Regions from separate parts of the Homo sapiens genome. Here region 1 is linked to region 2. The links are chromatin contacts, found by Hi-C in ENCODE. All regions are on one chromosome and are shown on one strand. Each heading gives the region's core, a stretch centred on a gene start or an enhancer-like site at or near the end of the contact. The rest is flanking DNA. Distances are from core to core; before and after follow the strand shown.

The links. Hi-C counts contacts between places; a loop is a spot of excess contacts on that map. Pooled maps may share reads with other maps.
Region 1: a pooled map of posterior vena cava shows a loop between it and region 2 (2.3-fold over the local background). The contact joins the promoter of GLIS2-AS1 here to the enhancer-like site in region 2. A Hi-C loop is called at or near these places in 1 of 50 pooled maps.

What each region holds. Positions count from the first base shown.
Region 1 is chr16:4,322,707-4,329,789 of GRCh38, forward strand. It overlaps GLIS2-AS1 (GLIS2 antisense RNA 1), which reads right to left and starts at 5,634. Exons shown (of 4, transcript NR_110901.1): 1 at 5,554-5,634; 2 at 3,724-3,788; 3 at 2,564-2,648; 4 at 1,942-2,069. All of the region lies in intron 1 of GLIS2 (GLIS family zinc finger 2), which reads left to right. RefSeq lists enhancers at 1-472, 2,044-2,828, 5,862-6,862.
Region 2 is chr16:3,817,586-3,824,875 of GRCh38, forward strand. The region is part of intron 2 of CREBBP (CREB binding lysine acetyltransferase); the gene reads right to left. Among named protein-coding and RNA genes, the nearest start is that of CREBBP, 59 kb to the right of the region's middle. RefSeq lists enhancers at 4,487-4,988, 4,989-5,488. Within about 2 kb of position 2,791, at least 7 of the 41 ENCODE cell types and tissues checked have a DNase peak (open chromatin) inside an H3K27ac peak, as active enhancers do.

The sequences.
Region 1 (7,083 bases), core at 4,384-6,883, 510 kb after region 2:
ATGCATGAATGCGTGGTTGGAGAACCGAGGCAGGAGGGCAGGCCAAGGTCCACCGCCCGCCTTACCCACTCCTGCTCTCGGAGTTGGCGGGTGCCGTTCCCAGTGGACCTGGTACCTGGCCCCAGGCAGGGGAGGCGTGGGCCACGGGCCTGCCCCGACCCCCCAGGACTTAGGAGCTCCTTGTGGGATCTGCCTGCAGCCAGGCGTGGCTTGGGAGGCGCGGTGTTTCCTTCGCTCTGGGGACCCGGCCTCATCCCTGCTCTCCCCCAGAAGCCAAGGCTCCTGAGTCCTGGCCCCGACACTGGGGCAAGGGGTTACTGTGATGTCCTGTGTGTGCCACATTTGTGCACAGGTGTCTGTACATCCGGGGGTGCTGTGGGTGCCTGCTCATGTCCTGTGCTACACTGGCCCATCCCTTTGCTGGCCTCAGATAGCTCTGGCTGGGTCTGCTGAGAATGGCAGTGCCGCCTGGCAGGGCCTGGGCTGTCTGTGCCCCAGCCTTGCTGGGCGTGCATCCCTGTCTCGCTCCCTGGTGCCAGCCCCTCCCAGGGATTTGGGTGGCAGGGCCCAGTGCTCTGGTCCCCTCCCCTCCCAGCCCGGGTGGGTGGGCAGGTGTGGGGGCTGCGGGGCGGGCTTTCCTCTGGCTGGGGCCCAGGTGCAGGCGGTGATCATAGCTCCAAGCACCCCCCCAAAGCTGGGCAGACAGGAAAATACCAGACATAGTTGTGCAAAGGTGCAGCAGCGGGCAGGCAGCGGGGGGGTGGAGGCCACTGCAGCAGGGGCCCGGAGCCACCAGGATGGGGAGGCCTCTGTGCCAGGCCGGCCCTGCAGCTGGACTGCCATGGCCATCTGTGTGAGTGTGCGTGTGTGTGCCGGGGCTCCCGGAGCCCGGTGTCACCCTCCCTGCTGGCGTTGGAGAAGGAAGTGCCTCTGGTGGGGCATCTCCTAGGAAGCCCGGGCTGGTGCAGGCCAGGGAAGCCCTCCGGCCCGTCTTCCAGCTTCAGCTCTGCCTGAATTATCTGGGTGACCTTGGCAGGCCCAAGTTGCTGTGCAGGGAACCCCCAGCCTGGGGCCGGAAACAAGAATCCTTTAGGTTACCAGTAGCTGGCAGCTTCTTTATGGCAGGCATGAGGACAAGGCCCTCCCTTGCAAGATGCCCTGAGTCCCAGGGACCATTGCCGTGGTGTCTGTTACCTACAAGGAAACCAAGGCTCAGAGACAGCAGGGCCTTTCTGAGTTCCCACAGCCAGGGGTGGCACAGGGGGCTGTAACCAGGCAGCCTGGCCCTGGGGCACACTCTGTGAACACGCAGAAAAAAGATCCCTGGCACATCCCATCTTCAGGTGCTTTCCCGAGGACCCCACGGCAGAGGGCAGAGGTCAGCCCTGGCTGGGTCACCTCGGACCCCTTGTGTTCCCACCCCGGGAGGGGGTCTGCCCTCCCAAAAGGTCCGGGGGTGCTGGCTGAGTGCCCCGTCTTGGGAGGGGGAGGGGCTGCCTACTGAGCCAAAGGTTCCCAGGGACGGTGAATCCCCCACTCTTCCAGGAAGTGCCGCCTGCCCTGGCCCCTCTCCTGGGATCTGCTGGGCCAGGCCTCAGGATAAGCTCCTCCCCCTCCAGTCCTGGGAGGAGGCCTGTCTGCGGCCAGCTCCTTCCAGGGTTGATCAGGCCTTCCCGGGGCCTTGTAGTGCTCTTTCTTTGATGCAGTTGGGCTCTGGAAGGTGGTTAGGGCCAGCTGTGGTCACTCCCCAGGATTGAAGAGGCCTGAGGTTCTTTGAGGGGCATAGGCTTGTTTAGGGTGCACGCTGGCTGGCAGGTGGCAGAGCCCAGGTTCTCCTGGTTCAGGGTGAGACTGCAGTGGCATAGAGGGGATGGCCAGTCCCCACTCAGCTGCCCTCACAGCGGTAGATGGGCCAAAGGCTATGGACTCATGCACACTGGCGACGATTCATTCAGCACGTTTTATTAAGCACCTACTATGTGCCAGGCACTGTTCTCCGTGCTGAACGTTACGGACGAAGGAGAAGCACTCAATAGTGATTGGATGTGCAGCACTGCATTGGTTTCTCCCTGAAACCCAACATGGGGGTCCTATATAATCCCATTTGGGATGAGGGGGATGAGGCGCAGACTGAAGAGACACGCAAAGGGAGTAGCAGAGCCGGGTGGGGCCCCAGATTTCGAGTCCGGTTCTGTTGCCTGGTCAGGAAGGGGGGCCCTGAGAGGACGAGCCCTCCTGCCTGGGGCCCCCAGCAGGCCCTGCCCCTGCCCGCCAGCCCCTGCTGCTGGGCGGCCAAGGAGGGTGGAGCTCTTGGCCAGAGCAGGGAGCCGCAGCTGGTTCCCAGGAATCTGGGGCTGTGGGGCCGTTTGCTTTGGCAGCAGATCTGCCCTCGGCTCTCCAAGCCTCCTGGTGGGCCCCCCACCCCAGCCAGCCCCTCCAGCGCCCACCCACTGCCTGCTCTGCTATCCCTCCTAGCCCCACAAGTCCCTGGGCGGGGAGGGGGTACCAAGCCTGAGCCCCTGACATAGGAAGGGCCAATAGTGAACATGGCTTCTGGACTTACCTGGGGTTGAAACCCAGCTCTGCCACGGACAAGCTGTGGGACCTTGGATGGGTCACTTCACTCCCCTGAGCCTCAGTTTTTGCATCTGTAAAATGGGGATGAAACAGCACCTGCCTTCACAGTACCCGCACCTGGCTATGGGTACTGTCCTCATGCTGCTTGCCCGTGGCTTCTGGTTGTGGGTTTGCCACCTACTTGTGCAGCCTGGGCTGGATGCCTCCCCCTTCAGCCCTCAGTTTCCCCATCTGTAAGACCATACTGCTGAAGTGATGGTTCCAGTAATAGACTCAGGGACACCCACAGACCAGGGTTTCTCTGACTGGTTCAGGAGTGACCAGGGACTCACTTCCTCTTTCTGTTAAATTAGAAGATGACGGGCTGGGCGTGGTGGCTCCTGCCTGTAATCCTAGCACTTTGGGAGGCAGAGACAGGAGGATGGCTTGAGTCCAGGAGATCGAGACCAGCCTGGATGACACAGGGAGACCCCCCCATCTCTGCAAAATAAAAAATTTAAAAATGAGCTGGGTGTGGTGGTGGTGCACCTGTGGTCCTAGCTGCTCTGCAGGCTGAGGCAGGAGGATCTCTTGAGCCTCGGCGGCAGTTAGCCATGACCACGCCACTGCAGTCCAGCCTGGGAGACAGAGCAAGACTCTGTGTCTTAAAAAAAAAAAAAAAAAAAAAAAAAAAGGCCAGACTTGGTGGCTCACGCCTGTAATCCCAGCACTTTGGGAGGCCGAGGTGGGCGGATCACGAGGTCAGGATATCGAGACCATCCTGGCTAACACGGTGAAACCCTATCTCTACTAAAAAAATACACACAAAAAAATTAGCCGGGTGTGGTGGTGGGCGCCTGTAGTCCCAGCAACTCAGGAGGCTGAGGCAGGAGAATGCTGTGAACCTGGGAGGCGGAGCTTGCAGTGAGCTGAGATCGTGCCACTGCACTCCAGCCTGGGTGACAGAGTGAGACTCCATCTCAAAAAAGAAACAAACAAAAAAAACAAAGGTGACCACATAGACTTCTGAGAGATGCATCTTGAGGCCTTGTCTCCAAGTTCTCAGCTAAATGGCCACTGCTGACCAAAAGCGCACTCGCAGGACACTCCAAGGCAAGGGGTGTTCCTCACATTGCCCTTGACAACACTGCCACGCTGGTCACTCACCTGACCCCATGCTGCTGGGAGCGGGGCAGGGATGCAGCCCCATCTTACAGAGGACCCGCTTCCTTCTGCAAAGAGACCAAGTGGTTCTCAGGGTGGGTGCACACAGCCCCCCAGTGCACCCTGCACCTCCACAGGCTTAGGGCCTGCCAGCCACCCTCCCCCAAGCAGGAAAGGAGGAGCTTTTTTTGTTGTTTTTTGAGACAGGCCGGAGTGCAGTGGTGTGATCTCGGCTTACTGCAGCCTCAAACTCCCCAGGCTCAGGCGATCCTCCCACCTCAGCCTCCCGAGTAGCTGGGACCACAGGTCCCTGCTTCCACGCCCAGCTATTTTTTTTTTTTTTTTTTTTTCCGAGATGGAGTCTCACTCCGTCGCCCAGGCTGGAGTGCAGTGGCGCGATCTCAGCTCACTGCAACTTCTGCCTCCCTGGTTCAAGCGATTCTCCTGCCTCAGCCTCCCGGGTAGCTGGAATTACAGACACCTGCCACCACGCCCGGCTAATTTTCGTATTTTTAGTAGAGAGAGCGTTTCGCCATGTTGGCCAGGCTGGTCTGGAACTCCTGACCTCAGGTGGTCCGCCCTCGGCCTCCCAAAGTGCTGGGATTACAGGCATGAGCCACCGTGCCCGGCCACCGGCTGATTTTTTTACTTCAAACGGGATTTTTCCATGTTGCCCAGGCTGGTGTAGAACTCCTGCACTCAAGGGATTCTCCTGCCTCGGCCTCCCAATGTGCTGGGCTTACAGGCGTCAGCCACCGCGCCTGGCCTAGAAGGAGCTTTATTCAGAGCAGGACTCCAACCAGCTCCCTATTAGCCTAGTGATCTCAAGCCTCAGTTTCCCCATCTGTGAGATCGGGAAAATGACAGCAGCTACTGCCAGGCAGGGTTGTAGAGGGGTCATTGAATCCATGGACAGATGGGCCTGACACGTGGTCAGTACCTAATGGTCCTTTACCCCCTCTGGTGTATGACCCACCCCAGGCCAAGGGGCCCTGGAAGAGACTGTCTTTTCCGGGCCTTAGTTTCCCTGAGTGTGCTGGGTCGCCCCGTGCCTTCCAGTAGGGAGGGTGGGGACAGTGGCCGGCCCCGCCTGCCAGGGCGGGATCCTTGGCTACCTGGCCTGGCCGGGGACTGCGGGCGGGGGGCCGGGTGGCTCCGCCAGCGCTGCAGCTGGGGGCCGTCTGCTCGGGCTGCGGTCGGGCACACAATAGCAGCCATTGTCTCGGCCAGGGTGGCGGGGGGCCCGCCCAGCCCACCCTCCGGGTGACCCCCGCCCTGCGGTGGGTGGGAAGGGCAGGGCCCGGTCCCCCGAAGCCCCCGCCGTCCCGGTGGTCCCCGCGGCCGCCCCCGCGCGCTTCCTCCCTCGCCGCAGCCGCTTCCTCCCGCTCGCCCCGCTCTAATTAGTTCCTTTTGCAGCTGGAGGAGCCGCGCAGCGGCCGGTTCCGCGGCCACCCCCACCCCCCACCGACAACCCCAGCCCTCGCCCCAACCCCTGGGCCCTTGCGTGTGGGGGCGCTGCCCTGGGCGCATCCCAGGCTGAGTGCTCGAGAGACGCGGCCCTGGGCTCTGTGCACCCTCCACGCTGCGCTGTCCCACCGGGGGGAAACTGAGGAACGGAAGGCTCCACCAGGAGGCGCAGAGGGGCGTGGGGCCGGCGGGCCTTGCGCTGCGCCCGGGGAGCATCCACGGGGTGCCCCCACCTGACCGAGAGCCGGCTCCTGCCCTCGGGACCCCGCAGTAATTAGCACCCAGGCCTCTGGCTGAGCTTGTCCAGAGCCAGGCTGTCGGCCTTACGCTGGGGAGAGCCACGGCCACCCGCTCATGGGCACTCACTCAGGGTTCCCTGGTTGCAGGCCCGCTGCTCCCCGCTCTGGGCCTCCGAGGCTTTCAGGAGAGCAGGAACCTAGCTCTCGCCTGCCCCCTTCACCCAGCCGGGAACAAAAGCACAGAGCAGAGCCCAGAACTGGCTGCTGCCGGTCGGGGCGGGGGTGGAAGGGGAGGCTTTAAGCCTGGCCAAGGTCAGAACTGAAGCAGGGTCACTGACCGTCTCCCCTCTGGGGTGGGGCCTCCATTGGAGGAAAAACTCTGGGTGGGGAGGGCCTGGAACAGGGATGCTGGGAGGTGTAGGGCTGGGGGCAGCTCCTTCCTTTCCCGGGGGCAGGGACGCAGGCCGTGTGCCGGGCTCTGGCCTGCATTGGAATGAACCCCTGCCTCCCTGGCAGGACCCAGTGGCAGGAAGTGTGTGGGGGTGCCCCTGGGGACTGGACCTGCTGATGAAGGGGGTGCATTGGAGTCCTCCCTCTGGCTTTGGGCCGTGTGGCTGGCCCCACCTGGGGAGACAGGCTCCTCCTGGGGAAGTGTCCCCTGCAGGCCCTAAGAACAAGGTGACTCAGGGCCCCTGGCTCCCCGAGTCCCCATCTGTCCTGGGAAGGCAGTGGGGCAGGTGCCAAAGGATGTTGCTTGGGCAGCGCTGCCAGTGAGTGTCCCCGTCAGCTGGAATTCCCAGTTCCCAAACCATCCTGCCCTTGTGGTCCCCTTCTCCGGAAGGGTGGGGGTGGGGGTGAGGACAGAGGCTGTGGGGAGGCCTGTGGCCCCAGGCCAGCCAAGGGACCAGGCCACCAGCCCTTCCTGGCTCCTGAATTCTTCATCAGCATAAATATTTACTTCCTTCCTCCCCGTCCAGGCTTCCAGCACAGAGGAGCTTCGGGGAGGCTGGATTGCGCCTGTGTCTAAAAATAAACAGGTAGCAGGACGATAGACACACAGATAGACAGATGGAACTGGCAGGGGTTCAGGCAGAGGGCAACTCCCTGTCCAGCCAGAGAAACAGTGGAGGGGACCCTGGTCCATCCATCACTGTCACCCACCCACCTGCTAGCGGGGGTGTGGTCCCTACCCCACCGCATCTCTGGGAGCCCCTGGCCCATGCATGGCCTGGGAGGCAAATTCAAACAATCTGACAGCTCCAACAGGGGCGAATCGCAGACCTAGGTCCCACGGCCTAGTGCAGCTGCCCTGGCTCTGATGATGCAGCCTTGGGAGAGGTGGGCAGCCCCCCTGTGCTGAGACCCCCGTGTCAGCCATGTTGGGGTGGGGTCTGGGGATGTGTCCCTAGAAGCAGAGGATCTCCAGTGAAGGGGGGACCATTTTATGCCCTACTTGCTTGGAGAGTCAGGGCAGAAGGGGAGGACGTGGGAGCTGCCTTCCTGTCCTGCCCTGTGGACAGCATCTCTCCCCACTCACAGGCTATGCTAGCCCCCAGGGAAACACACGGGGGCATATCCAAAGTATTTCACCATGTAGTAGTTATGTCCACCATGGCCGCCCTTTGGTATTGAGTAAAGACCCCAATACCGCGAAAGA
Region 2 (7,290 bases), core at 1,541-4,040:
AGTCCTTCAATATCATCAGAAAAACTCCTGATATTGAAAAGGGGTTTAGACTGAAAGGTTATAGAAGAAATCATCAAAATAGAAGTATTTCCCCAGAACAGGTTTCTACAATAGTAGCAAGCCAAGCATCCATTTTCTGGCTCTTCTGTCGAAAAGGTCAGAGAAACACGTTCTTTGCAGGCCAAACTCCACTGGGGGGAGGCAATGGGCCAGGCAGTCCATGGGGGCAGGGGAGGGAGCATTTGGGTGGGCACCAGTTCACAATTTTGTGTGATGTTCATTTCTGAGGGTCACTCTAAGATCTCCTAAAGATTAAGAATACCTGTCCTTGGAGGAAGGAAACTTCCTCCATGCCCCTCATTTTCAGGGAAGGGCAAGCTGGTTCCTCATCTCACACAACCCTGAGCCATGTATGGGAGCCTTTGCAAATAGTCCACTTCCAGAGACATCAACCACTCATAAGAACAACCACTCCGACAAACAAACTCCCCCAGTTTTCATCTCCAAACGTCATTTTGAAGTGCACACTCACAAGAAGGGGTTGACCATAACCACTTATGAGTATGCACCTGAGGGGGCCACCATGTGACCAATGGGGGGCCGGGGAGGAGGACGGCCAGAAATGGCACTGCGACGCAGAACTTGACCTAGAGTCGGCCAGGCCATCAGAAACTCTCAGTGCAACAAGTGCCGAGTTTGATGTTTAGGTTTTCTTTTCTTTTTTTTTTTTTTTTTTTTTGAGATGGAGTCTCACTCTTGTTGCCCAGGCTGGAGTGTAGTGGCACCGTCCCAGCTCACTGCAACCTCTGCCTCCCTGGTTCAAGCGATTCTCCCGTCTCAGCCTCCTGAGTAGCTGGGACTACAGGCGCGTGCCACCACGCCTGGCTAATTTTTGTATTTTTAGTAGAGATGGGGTTTCCCCATCTTTACTAAAGACCACGTTGGCCAGGCTGGTCTCAAACTCCTAACCTCAAGTGATCCGCCTGCCTTGGCCTCCCAAAGGGCTGGGATTACAGGCGTGAGCCACCGCACCTGGCCTTAAGGTGGTTCCGAGGAGCCCACTAAGTCCATTTTTGCAGCAGCTGACTACTTCAGCAGTTTTCCTCACACCTCAAGACACGCCTCAAGCCACAATACACAGCAGACCACTCAGAGGAAGTGGGCTTTGGGGGGTGTCACTGATGCTGGTCAAAAACACACAAAAAGGAACCAAAATATGATGTTCAGTAATAAGCTTTGCAAAGACAAGTGGAGAAATAAGACTAGCTAAAACCTACCACTTTATAGGTGAGGAAGGGGCCCCCCGGAAAGGGCAGGGACACACTAAATCAGCCTGAGAACTCAGCAGACGCTCCCCACAGCCCCCACTAGAGGCTTCACCCTTGCACGGGGGCTCATCACCTCCCCGCTTAACGCAACTCTGTCTCCTTCAAGTTCACCGGCCTCACGCCAGTAGCCGGGACAGAGACAGGATCTGTCTATGAAAACAGGGTGGCAAAGTGCGGCCTGTGGGCCAAAGGCAGCCCAATGCCTCTTTCTGAAAAAACCAAATTTTTCTTATTGGAACACAGCCACAAATACAATTTCATCCATAGAGGCAACATGCCATTGCGGTCAACTATGTGGGCTCTGGGGATATCTGAATGGCGACTCCACCACTTGCTAGGGATTTACTTAAACCTCTCTGCACCTTGGTTTTATCATCTGTAAAATGGAGATCACAGCACCTCCTCTAAGGGTTGCGTGAGAACTAAACAAGTTCCTATATGCGAAGCACTAAGATGAGCAGCTGCGACAGTGAGTACTAGGGGTGAGGAGGTGAGAGACAGCTTTGGGAGCAATCATTCTACACTACATATGATTTCTTTCCTGACCATGCTTAAACAGTAATGAAATAAAGGAATGCTTTACAGAGAACGTGTAATGGTGGAGAGTGGTTCCAACATGTAGGACGATAGGGAGAGGCCGGCTGGGATTACTGGCATTTGGATTATGGGACATTTTCAGAAAAACACTGTGACAACAACAATCTTGTGCATTTGCTATTTGTAGAAATACTCTGAAAAGGCCATTATTTTCTAATTGTCCTGGTAAATCATAAGCGTTTCCAGTTTTCATTCTACATTGTTTTTTAGCTTTAAGAACAATAAACTCAGGGTGTTTATTTCAAACTTAAATCATAAGCAATAATGACATATGATTAAAATACCCTAGCCTAACATTCTTGGGTTAAAATTTAAACCAAAACATAGAAGAACTGAACATGAAAGAACACTCCCACGAAAAAAGAAATGGATGCAACTACCACTCATAAGCCAGCCACGACACAGCAACAAACTTCCATTTGATGTGGCTTCAGCCTAACCTGACATATTTTTCAAGCTGGAGTTTTTTTAGCATCTTTCTCCACAAGTTGGTATACATGTAAAACCACAAATTCATATAAGGTGTAAAAAAACAACACAGTTCAGTACATCAAGAGCAAAAGTTTGCTAAATAATTGAATAGCCAGAAATATTTATCATTTTCAATGACATAAAGAACCAGAACCACCCCAGACTACGGCCAGATCATTTGTAAAGCCAAAAGCATTTTCTCTTGGCAACCTACCATTGTTGGAAGAAAGCCAAGAAAAGCAGTTTTCATGGAAAGACATGACTGCATTCAGTTGTCTGCTATCACTCGCTTGCTCTTGGAATCCTTCCAGTATATCAACTTGGTAAATATAGAGTAAGGAGAAATACGCCACTGATTACAGTGCCACAGACAGCACTTGGCTGTCCAGGGTGCACCTGGGGCAGGAGAGTTGGGCTAAAGCACCTGGGCAGGTGAACAGCCCACCTTCCCCCTCAATTGAAGTCTTATGTGCTGCCAACCTGGAATGCATTCAGGAAAATGTGCGGCCCCCAGGTCTGAACATTTGCCCTGGAAGGATAAGTCCTAACTGGAAGACTAGTAACAAAGTATTTAGCAACTCTCACTGTATTTCATTTGGATAATGTCTTTCAAGAAGCATTCCTTGTCTTCTTGGGTTAAGATCCTCCCAGGCACGAGGATTGCTTGAGGCCAGGAGTTTGAGACCAACCTGGGCAACGTAGCAAAACCCCCTTCTCTACAAAAAATAATTAGCCAGGTGTGACGGCGTGTGCTTGTAGTCCCAGCTATTTCGGAGGCTGAGGTGGGAGGACTGCTCGAACCCAAGAGGTTGAGGATGTAGTGATCCATAATTGAGCCACTGTGTACACACACACACAGCCACGACCAGAATGTGACTTAGAAGAAGAGTGGAAATGCAGGCCTGTATCCTCACTGTTAGTCACCCAACTGCTCCAGAAACTTCTAGCAGTGAAACCGGCACCCTAATACTATTGGTACACCTTGGCAGGTCCCTACAGTTAGAGACGCTGGTTCCCCAAGGTGCAGTCTGCATTAATGCATAAGCAAAAACGACGGGTCAAGGTCACTGGAGAAACTATTTCTAATCCTGTTTCTGCCCCTCATCAGCCATGTAACTGGGACAAACCTCTTGGTCCCTCAGTTTTCCTTATCTATAAAATAGGAAGCATTTAGATTATCATTAGGTGATCTTTAAAGTTCTTTCTGATTCTAAAAATCTGATGACATTTTTTATTTCAAACCATCAGTGCTTGATTCACATAAAGGCTACACTCCTGGGAGATGTTGCTACTCGCAGTGAGTGACAACTGAGGGTTCTGAGTCTGCAGACTTAACTGTCAACCCCTGGACTGGGAGGCCCTCACCATGGCAATCCTCCCTGTGGGGCCCAGAGTGGATGGCCAGCAGCCTTTCCAGGAGACTGGGGAGTTCGTGGAGCAAGGTCTTCCATCCCCACTGCCCAGTGACTGGGATTCCATAGCCCCGCACCCTGGACACCACTTCCCAGAGTATTTTACACAAAGAACAGCTAATCTGAGGCAAAATGATCCAAGAAAAGGGAGATAAAATTTGAAGGCACTGTTTCTCCTAATTCTTTTAAGTCCTAATATTTTTTTTTAGGTAGAAGAGTAGACTCTCTTCAGGATTAAGTGCCCCTTTCATGCCAATCCAAGCCAACTTCACACGGGCAATGGAAAAAGAGGAAAAAAGAAGAAAAGGTGATAAAAAATGTGAGAAAAATTTTATTCTATAAAGACTGAATCTTGGCTGGGCGTGGTGGCTCACGCCTGTAATCCCAGCACTTTGAAAGGCCAAGGCGGGTGGATCACCTGAGGTCAGGAGTTGGAGACCCGCCTGGCCAATATGGTGAAACCCTGTCTCTACTAAAAATACAAAAATTAGCCAGGCATGGTGGCACACACCTGTAGCCCCAGCTACAGGTTTAGGCAGGAGAATCGCTTAAGGAGAGGCTTAGGCAGGAGAATCACTTGAACCCTGGGAGTAGGAGGTTGCAGTGAGCCAAGATTGCACCACTGCACTCCAGCCTGGGTAACACAGCAAGACTCTGTCACACACACACACAAAAGAGTGAATCTTTGTAAAGACGAAATTAATTTACACTGCAATCCAACTATGGCCCAGCGGGACAGAGGGCCTCAATAAGTCACCTGACAAAGCCACCCGATGTTTTCCCCAGACCTTCCACATAGAGCGCTCATGCAAGGCAGAGAAGCACCTTTTTCCACGGATCTACACTCCACTCACTCATAAAAAGGGACGTCAAGAACGCACAGTAAAGGAGGCGGCAATAAAGGAAGGCGTGAATGTGTATAGGTAACGCAACGGTTCAGAGAAAAGGAGAAATAAAGATCGGACAGAACTCACAAGGCTTTAAGACAGACAGCCACTGACTATTTCTAGTAAAATTTAAAGGAGAAAGAAAGATGACATTTCAGAGGACTGTGTTCCTCCTCTACTTTGGGGCAGGAAAACAGAACTAATTCTTGAACTGGGCAGGCCGTCAGCTCTACTGTGGGAGCAGGAAGAACAGCTCGTGGGATGAGCCCTGGGAGGTGACGTGAGGCTGCCTGAGGGTTCTGTGTCATCTCCTCATGGCGAATCTCCTGGACCTCAGTGGCAAGAGGAGGACTGCAGCAGCCAAAGAAGATCTTGCCCAGCTTATTAAATGCCATAAATCTAAAAGTGTAAAGCACACTCAAAGATATATTGTTATCAAAAATATGTGGCTCTACCTCTTAACAAAAGCTGAGGTGTACAGAGTCCTAACAAAAACATAATTAGCAAAGTAAAGTGCTCTTAAATACAGTCGTCCCTCCTGACTGGTGATGTCAGCGAGGAGACAAAACAGGGAAGGGTGCTGAGGGAGCCAGGAGCTGGCTCAGTCCGCTGCAGTCTCTGTGCCTTGTTTCGAGAGAATACACAGGAAGCGCCTAGAAAAGGGAGAGGGGTGAGGTCAACATAAGGAACCGCTGGTACCACAAAGGTGACTCTGATTACTGACAGAGAAAACGTTCCTTCTAAGTTACAAAATTAAAAAGAAAAAAAGGACACAAATGTATAATCCCCATAAAACACACACCTATACACAGCAAGGAGGACAGAACACCAAAATATTTCATAGTGATTTCTCTGGATGGCTTGTAAGCAAATGTTCTTTCTTAATACTTTCTATTATGACTCATATTCTCTATACAAAGCATTATTTTAAGGAGGAAAAGTTGTTTCTTAAAGTCGTTCTCTACTCAAACATTCTGAGTGCCCAAAATGGCAAGACGACCCTGTTAGGCTGCACAACTCTACTTAAAACATTAAACTGTCATTAAACACTGAATAAAACTAGGTAGATCAAACTGTTGGTGACAGAGATTGCCGCTGAGTGGTAACTGAAATCAAATTTGCCCTGGTCACAACGTGGCCGCGTAACCTGTCAAGCTTTGCTCGAATGCCTTATACCTGTGGCTAGAAGACATTTCAAGGAGCCTCAGCACAGGCCCACCACTCTCTGCAGGGAGGGCGGGAGGAAAGAAAATAGAAACAAACAAGGTCGACACCTACTCAGGACACAAAAAGCCAGGCGTGGCTCTAACAGCTTCTGCTTTTTCTCCTCAGACATCCCACGTTTGGCTCTTGGTACCACAAAGGTACAATGATCCCTGCTGTTTGAACTCTGGTTCAAAGTTTAGGCAGCAAGGGATGCCCCTTCATCCTGATCTATCTGGCCTGAGCTTCAGGGAGCAGCAAGCAAGAGACTGGAGCATGAGGGATGGACCTGAATGCATTTAGTTCCCAAGTTTCCATGGCAAGGCACACTTCTAGTCAGACAGTTCCTATCGAGCAGCAGACCTTCCCAGCAAGGAGACCACTAGGCAGCTATCACGTTGCCACCCGCCCCTAGCTCTCTTCAGCAGTGATGCTCTTATCTTTAGGACACTGGAAGTTGAAAAGGCTGTGGCAACACACACACACACACACACACACACACACACACACTCATCTAGGAACATGAAGTGTGTTAAAGTCTTTCAGGAGGGAGGTACTGTGCAGTGGTGACACACACAGGGCCACGTTCTCCCAAGCCAAAGGTAAGAGACACAAGCCACAAGGAAATCAGACATGTGCGGTTAACAGGTGCCACCAACATCGACTGCTAAATGGAGTTTCAAAAGGGAGAGGGGTCCTGACTGGGAGGCAAACAAGGGGGTCAAGAGCTGGGCCTGCAAAGGCGAGCTAAATGGTAACAGACACAGTTGACCGAGGCTACGCCTCTGCAACCTCATCATAAACAGGAATGGGGAAAAACACCTCTGGGATGGGCCTGGATAGCCATGAATCTTGCAGTTTCAAAGTCTATCTCTAATCAAATAATCTAAATGTCCACAAAAAAGTGGTAGGATGTGCAGCCACCTGGCTGGGGGTTAACTGACAGAGCTAAAGTGTTAATTAAAATGAACACGGAAACTGGAAAGCTCAGGAGAGAGCTGGTTATTCATACTGATGGTTAGTCACAGAAGGCAAGCACTGTCTCAGAAGAGCATCACTCATAACATCGACAGACAGGAACAAACGCTGCTCTGATCTCTGCATTCAAATCCTGATGGACTCAAGTCAAGAGTGATGGCCTCCCACCTCTGGCCACTCCCATCCCCACACGCCTTTGCCTCACCGAGCCCACACGCGGCGGCAGCAGCACGCCTAGGCTGAACCATACCCGGTCAACTTGGAGACTACAACTGCCAAGCAGGCCGGTGCTTCCCGTTCTACTGTAACTCTCTAAGCAAAATGTGCCAGGTTTTTAGGGGAGAAAACACACTCAGTCCCCTCCTTGCACTGTCCCCAATCTCTACGCCTCAATCACTCCCTGTGCCTCAACAG